Linked DNA regions of Homo sapiens: region 1 is linked to region 2. Evidence: chromatin contacts called from ENCODE Hi-C or POLR2A ChIA-PET data. All regions are on one chromosome and are shown on one strand. The core of a region is the stretch at or near the end of the contact, and the rest is flanking DNA. Distances in the headings are between cores, read along the strand shown. Region 1 holds the start of CDKL2 (cyclin dependent kinase like 2). Region 2 has its middle 32 kb from the start of EREG.

Region 1 (6,035 bases), core at 1,232-3,731, 1.2 Mb after region 2:
ACAGTAAAAGTATTTCAAAAACCCTGTTAATGATTACTCACTATAAGTATAATTTGAATTTGTGTTTGAAATTTTTTTTTTTTTTTTGAGACGGAGTCTTGCTCTGTCGCCCAGGCTGGAGTGCAGTGGCGCGATCTTGGCTCACTGCAAACTCCGCCTCCCGGGTCCACGCCATTCTCCTGCCTCAACCTCTCGAGTAGCTGGGACTACAGGCGCCTGCCACCACGCCCAGCTAACTTTTTGTATTTTTAGTAGAGACGGGGTTTCACCGTGTTAGCCAGGATTGTATCGATCTCCTGACCTCGTGATCTGCCCGCCTCGGCCTCCGAAAGTTCTGGGATTACAGGCGTGAGCCACCGCGCCCGGCCTTGAAATTTTTTACTCATATTATATGACATTTTCTGAATAAAGGCAATCCTAAGAGAATCTTTCTTGTTTTACCAATGATTGACGAAGGTCCAGCAATCATTGGACAAAATGCTTTCGTACAGAAAAAAATTATTTCAGTCCAAATACAGATAGATTTTAACTATCTATTATTTCAGTAATAATAGATAAAAAATTATTTCAGTCCAAATACAGATAGATTTTAACAAGAAATAATTCTTGCCTGTTGTATTAATTGTATACTTACGGCAATCTAAAATTTACTCAGATCGTGAACTGTTTTTCCTATTTCTCTATTGGAACAGTGATGCAAAGACAAAACAAATATTCTCTTTGTTCTAGCAAACTATGCTAATCCAATGTATACAATACGTTTTCCACACTTGACATATAATAGTTTGAGATTTTATAATATATATATTTTTAATGTAGCTATATGTGGAGAACCAGAAGATTGATCTTGAGGGGTGGGAAATGAAAACAATACCAATGAACATCGACTTAAATTATTATTTTACTACCAGTTTTCATAGTAGATTCTACTACAAACTTTTTACAGAGCAGTGTCCCAGACACTAACTTTCCATGCATTTGACATTTTACCTTCTATTCCACTTCCATTAACTATTTTTTAATAAACTGTTTGTATTTGAAAAAAAAAATCTCCATATAATTCTATCCCTTCTTAATTTTTTTCTCTTCCATTAAGAGAGTATGTTTTATTAAGCACTAGGCTTTAGGTTTATCATACCAATGACAAAAATAGCTTGAATCTATAACCTGGATTATTTTAAAACATTTTGTAATTGATGTCCTCAATATTTGAAAGCACAAAGTGAACCAAAAAAAATGACTTTAAGCATGTCTGAGGTGTTCTGAAGCATATCCCAAGCTAACATTAATGCAAGTTGACTGCTTCAAGTTTATTCTCCCAACCAATTGCATATCTGGACACACCACATTGAACACACCTGCTTTTTCAAGTGACACTGTCCACAAATACTTTAAAAGTATCACAGCCTACAAAGCCTCCTGTTTCCTGAAACAGTTACTCATAAACTATAACTTCTCATGCCTTCTACTCTTGAACGGAAAGGTAATACAAACGAAAAAGAAACCTGGCCAATGGGCAAGGTGTTATTTCTGGATGGTTCTAAAAGCAACAATTTTGATAAAAATATTTGGAGAATGCTAATTTTTTATTTTGTTTAAGACAGATTAAAGGGCCGGGAGCGGTGGCTCACGCCTGTAATCCCAACACTTTGGGAGGCCGAGGCGGGCGGATCACCTGAGGTTGCGAGTTCGAGACCAGCCTAACCAACATGGAGAAACCCTGTCTCTACTAAAAATACAAACTTAGCCGGGCGTGGTGGTGATGCCTGTAATCCCAGCTACTTGGGAGGCTGAGGCAGGATAATCGCTTGAACCCAGGAGGCAGAGGTTGCGGTGAGCCGAGACCATGCCATTGCACTCCAGCCTGGGCAACAAGAGTGAAACTCCGTCTCAAAAAAAAAAAAAAAAAAAAAAAAAAAAAAAAAAAAAAAAGATTGAAATCTTTTATAGATCAAAGAACGAGATAATAGAAGCTTTAAAACGTACTATACTTACCGTTTCTTCAATCCGTTCGCATAGAAAGACCCAAAGGTTTTCAACTTGGAAACAAATTTGAGGTGAAATGCATATGGTTCGCAGGTCCAAAAGATGCTGCCTAGCAAACTAGCAATTCCAGCGCTGTTGTGATTTCTTCTGCGGACGCAGTCACGAGTCCAGGGCGAAGCAGGCAGGGAGGCAGGTGGGCCTCGGTCCGCCGCAAGCTCACACTTAGGAGGACCACGGGCCGCATGCTGTCGTCGTCAAGGCAACGACCTCACTCTGTCCCCAACCATAGGCACAAAGTCTTGGGAGACAGATACGGCCCAGGTCAGAATGCGTTCACGGCAGGCACCAACACCTGTGAAGGCCAAGGGCTAGAGAGCAATTAGCTGGGTGAGAGGCACCACCTCCCAGCTCGTAAGGCGCCCAGTACCTGGAGCCTGGGAACCTGCACCGCTCCAACTACCCCTGGGCGAAGGCGTTGGCCGCGGAGCTGCAAGGGGGGGCGGTTTCTCACCCGCCCCGAGAGCGCCAGGCCTCCCTTCTTCTGATTGGCCGAGCCGAGTCGTCACGAGCCATGATTGGCTCAGGGCCAACCACCCCGCCCCTTCACCTAGGGCTCGGCCCAGGTTCTGCTCCCTGACACGCAGAGGCCCTGCGTCCCCACACGCCTTGGTTCTCGTCAGGAGGCGCCTTTCTGCCTTCCCCAGCGGGAGGAGGCGATTGTGATGCCCACGCGAAGGGTAAAGGTGGCGGTTATGTAGGACTGCGAAGACTATGCAAAATGCGATACGGTTTCCCTCATAGCATCGCCGCTGGGGCAGGGGCGGGCGCCGGGCGCCCTGAGTCGCGTAGGCGCGGCCTGACCGGGATTCCATGCTTCCTTTCTGTTCTGGGCGGTGGGGCCAGTGTGAGCCAGGTAGGAGATAACGGTGACAGTTTAGGAGGTGATGATTAGTAGGCGAGGCAAGGTGGAAGAAGGTAGGTGATGACAGACCTGACGTTAGGAGGGACCTTGGGAAGGCCAGTCTGGCCATTGAAAGTGAGGGAAAACACTGAGATGGAGGAAGGGGAAGAGAGGGCATGAGTGGAATGGGAAAGCGCTGGGATGGCTGGGGATCTGGAGGACACGCACAACACCCGCGTATGGCAGCCAAATGGGGTGGAGTTAGGGCTTGCGATAAAACTTGCCTTAAATGCAAAAATGCAGCTCAATCCACGACTGAGCAAGACTGGTAGGTCAGAATCATGCACAGGCTTAAATCACACAGGAACAGAGCTTACCCCATTTTCAAAGAATCTGAGGCAGCGAGGAGGCCATAAGGCCAGTAAAATAACACTTTCAATCATGATAACTAAATGTTCATGATCATTTTGGTCTCGAAACTACTTTGATTTAGGGAATAGAGTGTCCTGGATAGACAAATGTCTACCATATACCCTAGTCAATATTAAGGTATTAATCATTAATGTTAAGGTATTGATTCCTTCTTGTACATTAAGAAATAGACATTCTTTTTATAGTCTTTTGTGAGTTTGGTTAGTTTGCATTAATCTCCCAGTGGTTAATTACCTTGGTCAGACTGCTTAAAATCTAGTTCCTGAACCTGTAATATTGAGAACCAGACCTGAGGCCTAGTTATGGAAAGAATAGAATTATTTGGTCAATTCAAGATGTGACTCTTAGTGTAGCAATTAGCTCTGTCCTTAGCTGTGTCCAAGTTGCGAGAAGCCCTGTCCCATTTGGTACCTCTATAGGCTATAAGAGAATCTGATGAACTTCTTTTATATGGGGGTAGATTCAGTTTTGTTGGGCCTGAAGCTTAAGAACAAGAGCGCAAAACTATTTTACTTTTGCAACTTTATAATCATATTCAACCGTATAACATTTTAAGGCCCCTTCATGCAAGAGGCCTAGAAGCTTCAATAATCTATTTATATCTCACAGGGAACCAAAGGATAAAGACTGAAAATACTGGATTTGGCGAACAAGTGATGCTTTAGGAAACAATTTCAGCCAGATGCGGTGGCTCATGCCTGTAATCCTAGCACTTTGGGAGGCCAAGGCGGGCAGATCACCTGAGGTCAGGAGTTTGATACCAGCCAGGCCAACATGGTGAAACCCTGTCTCTACTAACAATACAAAAATTAGCTGGGCATGGTTGTGAACGCCTGTACTCCCAGCTACTTGGGAGACTGAAAAAAAGAAAACAAACAAACCAAAAAAAAACAATTTCAGTAAGAACTGAGTTTGAAAGCCAGTTGTAGAGGACAGAGGTTATTAAAGACTTACACATTCTGGCCATCTACAGGATTGTTAATAGAGAAGGTATTATGTAGAAACAGGATTGTGTTACTATTTTTTCTTTCTTTTCTTCTGAGGCGGAGTCTCACTCTGTTGCCCAGGCTGGAGTGCAGCAGCACGATCTTGGCTCACTGCAACCTCTGCTTCCTGGGTTCAAGCGATTCTCCTGTCTCAGCCTCCCAGGTAGCTGGGATTACAGGACCCCACCACCACGCCTGGCTAATTTTTTTCTTTTTTTAGTAGAGGCAGGTTTTCGCCATGTTGGTCAGACTGGTCTCGAACTCCTGACCTCAGTTGATCCGCCCGCCTCAGCCTCCCAAAGTGCTGGGATTACAGGCGTGACCCACCGCACCCGGCCTATTTTTTCTTTTTAAAGAGGGAAATATTTATAGGGAAAAAGAGTGGGGAGAGACCTTAAAGGGGCAAGAAAATGAATAATTAATGAAAAACCAAGGAGAGGTACTGAAGAGTAGGTAATAATATATGAGAAGGGGTTAGGCTTGAAGAGGTTTAGAGAAAATGGAAAAAACTGAGAAAAGTGTAGGGCATACACTGTGGGCCCAGGCCATCTCAGTAAAAGAACTTTATTTTTGCATAAAAAGGTAATGGTGAGATAGAGGCTTAAGGATTTGAGAGCAGAAATACGTTAGAATAGTTAAGAAGTCATTTTGATATAAAAGGAACACAAAATAGTAAAAATGTGCTCACTTGAGCCTGGGTACCATGAATTTACAGTGAACCAACTGACACTGTTGCCCAGAATTGGGCAACCCCAAAGGAAAGAATGGAGAAAATAGATGATATATAAGCTGCCTCTTTTAGAGAACTGGTAATGCAAAAAGATTAAACAAAGGAGTTAAGGAATTTCAGAACAAGGATCACTGAGAAAAAAAAAAGGAATCAAAGATGCTGAAGAAAATACCATTAAAATTGCTTGCCATGGGCTCCTGCTAAATAGGAAGATAAATTTTGACAGCAGTTAGCTAATAAACTGAAAACGGAGGCACTGAGGGTCTGGAAGTCATCATAGGCATGAATAATAAGTTTAAAGGAGCAATATAGGAGGAAAAAGTTATCAGAGAAAGCAGTTTGTGTATTCCAGATGTTGGAAATGGCACAGGATGATCAGTTCTAAAGGGTGGAGTATTTGGCTGTTCCTTGGGTAGCTGAAGTTGAGTGGAAAATGTCATTGAGTTCAAAGAAACTTGAGGTCACAGTATGAAAAATTCATTAACATGAACTACCAAGTAGGACTATAGTGGAAGAGGCTGAGAAAGACATTAATCAGTGAAGAAAGTGAAAATGTTCTAAAAATCTAAAGAAAACAGTATGGGAGTGCATGAGGTAGATGTCAAGAGAGGACAGCTTGAGAGATGGCAATGGCAATGAAATAAATGTGAAATAGATTAAGGACCATATGACCCAGCAATTCCACTTCCAGGTATTATAAGAGAAATAAAAACATGTTCACATAAAAACTTACACACAAATGCTCACAACAGCATTATTAATAACCAAAAAAACAGAAAAAACCCAAATGTCCATCAGCGGAGGAATAAAATTTGGTGTATTCAATTTAATGGAATATTACTCAACCATAAAAGGAAGTGCTGATACATGATGGATGAATCTTGAAAACACTATGCCAAGGGAAAGAAGCCAGACACAAAAAGGCACGTGTTATATAAAGTGTCCAGCCTAGGCAAATCCATAGAAACAGAAAGTACATTAGTGGTTACCAGGGGCTGTG
Region 2 (6,751 bases), core at 3,017-5,516:
GTCTTTGCCTTTTCTTAACAATGCAATAAGAACATAGGTGGGAATTGAACAATGAGAACACATGAACACAGGAAGGGGAACATCACACACCGGGGACTGTTGTGGGATGGGGGGAGGGGGGAGGGATAGCGTTAGGAGATATACCTAATGCTAAATGACGAGTTAATGGGTGCAGCACACCAACATGGCACATGTATACATATGTAACAAACCTGCACGTTGTGCACATGTACCCTAAAACTTAAAGTATAATCAAAATAAATAAATAAATAAATAAATAAAAGAAACTATCAGAGGGCTGGAGGTAGGGTGATGAAATAATTCAAAAAGATCAGTCTATCTGCTCTGCCGAAAGTAGACTAAAAAGGACAAGACTGAAAGATAAGGTGGGGAGTATTTTAATAACCCACCTAAATGGTTAGGGGAAAGATAGCAGTAGTGGAAGTAATGAGAAAGTGTTGAATTAGGAGTATAAGTAGACTATACTTAAATCAATAGGATTTGCTGATGGTTATAACCAGGACATCTAGGAGAACATAATGGCATGAAACTCAGAAGAAAGAAAAAAAAATCCAAGATTTACAGTGATAGTCAACACGGTCTAACAAAAAAAAATCTAGAAAACAATGGGAAAGAAGAAAAACGCCCCTGGTTTTGACCTCTGAATGTCATGAAGCTTGAAAGAGAGTGCTTTTAGTGAGTGATGAAAGTGGAGGCAGAATTGCACTAGATTAAGGGAGTTGGTGGCGGCTGTTGGTAGAGAGTACTTATTTAGAATATTAGCCATGAAAGAAAATGGAAGTGACAAGCCCTCAATTGTTCAGTTGTTGATTATATAGTTTTAGAATTAGCAGGCCTTGTCCTTTTTTCTTGGGCCCTTTCTGTGTTCATTACAATCTTTAGTAAAGGAGAGTTGACATCAGGGAGGAGGTTAAGATTATCAGTTAAAACGGAAGTTGGGAATACCAGTGGTTTTCGCTTCTTCCAGTCACCTCTGTCACTCCAACCACAGATAGCTGAGAGTTGGCTCTCACCCTGAGTTTCAGGAAAGGGACCAATGTGAGTGAGTCATGTGCTTACATTAGATGCAGTCTTGATTAGAGTGGGAGAATCTGGCTGTGGGAATATGAATATGTCCCTTATCAGTGGGTAGGGCCTTTTTATACATGGGTGGGGCTATGGAACAGAAATCTGAATTGAAGAACATACACATTAGCTATATTGAAAATTCATTCTTCCGCAATGCACACGATGTCTCCTGGACCTGTCGATAATGTTGTATAATTTAGAAATCATGAGTAGGAGGTTTTGGGCTAATGGATACAAATCTTAGCTGACGTTTCAGGGGTAACAATTTGTTATCCTTAATATGAGAATCTCCACTGTGGTATTCGTTAGGTTGGGGGCAATCTCCAGTAGTTAGTATGTGTTTGTTTTCTGGTCCTTTGTTATTCTTTGGTAGTTAATAGAAGAATTCAATGTTTATTATTAATACACTAATAGCAATTCGTCATTCCTCCTTAGCACCAACCTAGGTTGTAAAAAGGCTTAAAACAAAGACTGTAACAGAAAGAGTTTCTGAATCTAGGCCCACCCTGTAAAATTTAGGTCATAAAATACATGTAAGGAATTAACCTTGGAAATTAAATTATAAAATAAGTAATTGAATTATTTTGAAAGCTTTTACATAGAGAAAATGCAAATTTAGCATATAAGAACTGCACCTCTTCCACAGATTCTAATCAACCTTATTACATTTTCTTTTGAGAATGTGCAGCACTTGGTTTCAGGCTTGGGATACTTTCCCAGGAAACAAATCCACGAGGTCATGGCCCTTTAAAACAGTCATGCATCTGTTTACAACTATGGAAAAGAGATTTCCTGGGTGTACGTTCCACCAAAGGACAAGTTTAGGGGTCAGGCTTCAATGTCATTCACCAACCTCAGTAGCAGGATCTTGTGTCACTGGAAGCCAGTTATAGCATGTAATAAAGGTGTGGGTGTTTACATATGTGCACACATCTAATAAGAAGCTCACAGTTTCATTTAAATTTATGGCTACTTATACCTCTTTAAGTCATACGCTAGACTACAGAAAATTATTTGTTTTAATTACAAAATAATAAGTTTGTTTTAGCAAATTTTCAAAGTAGTGTTAAGTAAGTTTAAGTTACCTTTTTTCCCTTACATGTTAAAATTACCACTATGAACATTTTCATTTATAGTTTTGCAATCTTTCATGCGTGTGACTGTGGGTATGTATACACAGTAATGGGGTCATTCTGTGGGTACCATTGTGTATCTTGTCTTTATCACTTAACAATGACATTTTCCATGCCATTAAATATTATTCTGCAGCATTTTAATCACTCCATTATATATATGATATATATATAATATATATTTTATATATCATGTATTATATTATATATATATCATATATAATATATATTTTATATATGTATATAATATATATATATTTTTTGAGATGGAGTCTTACTCTGTCGCCCGGGCTGGAGTGCAGTGGCGTGATCTCAGCTCACTGCAACCTCCACCTCCCAAATTCAAGTGATTCTCCTGCCTCAGCCTCCTGAGTAGCTGGGATTACAGGTGCCCGCCACTACGCCCAGCTAATTTTTTGTATTTTTAGCAGAGACAGGGTTTCATCATGTTGGCCAGGCTGGTCTTGAACTCCTGACCTCGTGATTTGCCTGCCTTGGCCTCCCAAAGTGCAGAGATTACAGGTGTGAGCCACCACACCCGGCCATGACTGCATAATCCTAAAACAACACTCTATTATTGGATGTGTGAGTTGTTTTCAGTTTTCCGCAGTTGCATATAAGTTTTGATGAATACCCTTGTAACAAAATTGTGCCTCTTTTATATTATTTCCTTAGAATAAGTCCCTAAAGTGAAATTACTAAACCAAAGCTAAGAATAAGCAAATTTTGTGTTTGATATAACTCCCAGCAATTATTTTTTAAGTTTAAGTAACAAAATAAAAAATATATCTATATTAATATCTACAGGATAACTTGGCAAATGATTCAATCATAAGTTATCCTATGAGCTTTTCACCCTACTTGCTTCATCATTCCTTCTCCCTCTCTGAACAATTTGAGAAAAGTTACAGATATTGCAAAGCTCTGCCTCTGAATACTTCAGTGATTATTTCCTAAGAATAAGGATATTCTCTTATAAAACCATAGTCAAGTTGTCAAAATCAGGAAATTAAACATTGAATACTTTTATCTGACATTGATTCCATATTAACTCAAATTTAAATTATCCTAATAATGTCCTTTATGATTATTTCTTTTTTTTTTTTCATTCAGAATTCAATCCAAGATCACAGGTTGCATTTTGTTGTCAATCTCTTTAATTTCCTTTTTCATTGAACAGCTCCTCAGCATTTCTTTGGACTTCTTGATCTAGATATTTGTAAAGATTACAACTCTGTTCCAAATTGTCCCACATTTTGTATTTCTCTGATGTTGGTTAATAATTAAAATCAGATTATGTATCTTTGGAGGGAACATATTGGAAGTAATAGTGTGTCCCTCAGAATACTTTATATTGTGAACCCCAGGATATCAATTTATCCTAATGTTTATGATATTAAGATTGATCATTTTGTTAAGATGACATTTATTAGATTTATCCACTATAAATTTACTATTTTGCCCTTTATAATTAATAACTAATTTGTGGGGAGATATTTTTGGACCATGTAAATATACTGTTTCTCATTTAAATTTCACCCACTAGTTTCCATATTGATGTTTTTCCTATTTGATCATTTCTTCTACATTTGTTATTTGGGGTTCTACTGTAAGGAAGAGCTTTTCCTAAAGGTTTATTTATTTTTATCACTATGAACTATCAATATTTGTTCTATCATTGTTTATAAATTAAACAGAAGAGACCTTTCATGCCAGTTCAGGAGAGGGACTAAGCACCTTGAGCATGTTACCTAACCTCTCTGTGCCACCATTTCCTCATCTCTATAGCAACTCTGCCTTACAGGGCTACTATAAGAATTCACTGAATCAATACATATAAAATGCTAAGAACAGCATTTGGCAGATACTGAATGTTCAATAAGTACCATCTGTTATTACTACTTCGAAAGAAGTTCCTCACAACTGGTGGTTACTTGGGAGAAATAAAAAATTTAAATAATTTGTTCAAATCACTTCTAGTTATTTCTAAATTACATCTGGGGTGATTGTATTTCTCCTTACAGAATTACACCAGTTGTGCTTTTACAGTTTTGGTTTCGTTTTTGGTAAGAATTCAGGAACACATTCTTAATGTTTTATCAGAAGTATTCCTGGGCAATAGAAACTAGGGAAACACACAGCTTCCTGCATCTTCCATGGAAGGTGGAAGGTAGTGTGTCCGGAATTGGTGGGTTCTTGGTCTCACTGACTTCAAGAATGAAGCCGCGGACCCTCGCAGTGTTACAGTTCTTAAAGGCGGCGTGTCTGGAGTTTGTTCCTTCTGATGTTTGGATGTGTTCGGAGTTTCTTCCTTCTGGTGGGTTCGTGGTCTCGCTGGCTCAGGAGTGAAGCTGCAGACCTTGGCGGTAAGTGTTGTAGCTCATAAAGGCAGTGTGGACCCAAAGAGCGAGCAGCAGCAAGATTTATTGCAAACAGTGAAAGAACAATGCTTCCACAGCGTGGGAGGGGACCTGAGCGGGTTGCCACTGCGGGCTCCAGCAGCCTGCTTTTATTCTCTTATCTGGCCCCACCCACATCCTGCTGATTGGTCCATTTTACAGAGACCCAAGTGGTCTGTTTTGACAGGGTGCTGACTGGTGGGTTTACAATCCCTGAGCTAGACACAAAGGTTCTCCACGTCCCCACTAGAGTAGCTAGATACAGAGTGTTGATTGGTGCATTCACAAACCGTGAGATAGACACAGGGTGCTGATTGGTGTGTTTACAAACCTTGAGCTAGATACAGAGTGCCAATTGCTGTATTTACAATCCCTTAGCTAGACATAAAGGTTCTCCAAGTCCCCACCAGTCAGGAGTCCAGCTGGCTTCACCCAGTGGATCCCCCACCGGGCCGCAGGTGGAGCTGCCTGCCAGTCCCATGCAGTGCACCCGCATTCCTCAGCACTTGGGTGGTCCATGGGACTGGGCGCCATGGAGCAGGGGGCGGCGCTCTTTGGGGAGGCTCCGGCCGCACGGGAACCCACAGAGGGTGGGGGAGGCTCAGGCATGGCAGGCTGCAGGTCCTGAGCCCTGCCCCGCGGGGAGGCAGCTAAGGCCCGGGGAGAAATCGAGCGCAGCACCCGTGGGCTGGCACTGCTGAGGGACCCAGCACACCCTCCGCAGCCGCTGGCCCGGGTGCTAAGCCCCCTATTGCTCAGGGCAGGCAGGGTTGGCCAGCCACTCTGAGTGCGGGGCTGCCAAGCCCACGCCCACCCGGAACTTGTGCTGGCCAGCAAGCACCACCCGCAGCCCGGGTTCCGCCCGGGCCTCTCCCTCCACACCTCCCCACAAACTGAGGGAGCCAGCTCCGGCCTCGGCCAGCCCAGGAAGGGGCTCCCACAGTGCAGCGGTGGGCTGAAGGGCTTGTCAAGTGCCGCCAAAGTGGGAGCCCAGGCAGAGGAGGCGCTGAGACCGAGCGAGGGCTGTGAGGGCTGCCAGCACCCTGTCACCTCTCAATAGCATCATGAGAAGATGGTATTATAGCTGAAGCATTTCCTTTCAGTGGGACATTTGGTTTCCTTGGCATCTGTATAGTTGCGGAAGACAAGGAAGCATATTCAGGTCTTTCTCCAGCTTGCTGTCATCAGGTGCCCGTAAAGAAGACTCAGAGCCACCTCTGAGGGGCTGCTGATTCTGTTTTAGAGGCTATAGTGCAGGAGTGGGGAAGAGGTAGCACAGTGTTTTATGCATGTCTGAAGAAATCCCACAGAGCTGGAGGGACTTGATAATCAGGGATGTGAACAAAGATTTACCAATGAAGATATTAATTAAAATGGCATTTTTAAGAGCAAATACTTAGGCACCACATAAAAGGTCAGTGAGTAGGGAATACATTTCTGGTTAGAACATAAGTTGGTACTTTTTTAAAAAAAACTGTTTTTCAAAATGTAGCAAGAATCTTAAGCTGGTAATTACACTTTGAGAAATCCATTCTGAAAAAAATATTCTGAAATTCATGTAAAGAATCTGAACAAATATGTCCATCATAATATTATTTGTAATGGCAAGAGTTGGGAACATCTCATACATCTGTAAAACAAATCCATAAAATGAAAATAATGTTTATGAAAATATTTTAATACCATTGGGAAATGCTCACCACTTAATGGTAAATGAGAAAATCAAAATATAAAACTGTTTTAGTTGGGTCCTCTGGGAAGCAAACCATTTTGGGCAGGATAATGCCTGTGACAGATAAAGGAGGCGATAAAACAGGAGAATAGACTTCACAAGACAGTGTAGGTCTGACACCTGTAGAAGGACAGAGGGAAGAAAAAGGATGGGGTAAGAGGAGACTGGCTGTAGTTCAATCCCAAGAAAATCTCGGCCAACAGGAGCTCTGGCACAGAGAGTGCTGACGATGGTGCATTGGGCAGAAAGGGCCGGGCCCTAATACCCGGGGCTGTGCTCAGTCACGTGTTAGAGCTTCCCACGAGAACGCAGAGAAGCCAGAGAACACCGCAAGCAGGGCTCCTCAAACACTATGGCAGATTTTTAAAGTGCCTGCTGGCTGACGACTGTTAGCTAAC

The links. Hi-C counts contacts between places; a loop is a spot of excess contacts on that map. ChIA-PET counts read pairs that join two places held with the same protein, here RNA polymerase II (POLR2A). Pooled maps may share reads with other maps.
Region 1: a loop to region 2 is called in a pooled map, with 8 times the contacts of the local background. The contact joins the promoter of CDKL2 here to the enhancer-like site in region 2. A Hi-C loop is called at or near these places in 2 of 50 pooled maps. POLR2A ChIA-PET finds 5 or more read pairs at or near these places in 2 of 52 experiments (Panc1 and activated T-cell).

The regions. Positions count from the first base shown.
Region 1 is chr4:75,628,047-75,634,081 of GRCh38, forward strand. CDKL2 (cyclin dependent kinase like 2) reads right to left here and starts at 2,482. Exons shown (of 14, transcript NM_001330724.2): 1 at 1,996-2,482.
Region 2 is chr4:74,393,950-74,400,700 of GRCh38, forward strand. No RefSeq gene overlaps it. Among named protein-coding and RNA genes, the nearest start is that of EREG, 32 kb to the left of the region's middle. Within about 2 kb of position 4,267, at least 7 of the 41 ENCODE cell types and tissues checked have a DNase peak (open chromatin) inside an H3K27ac peak, as active enhancers do.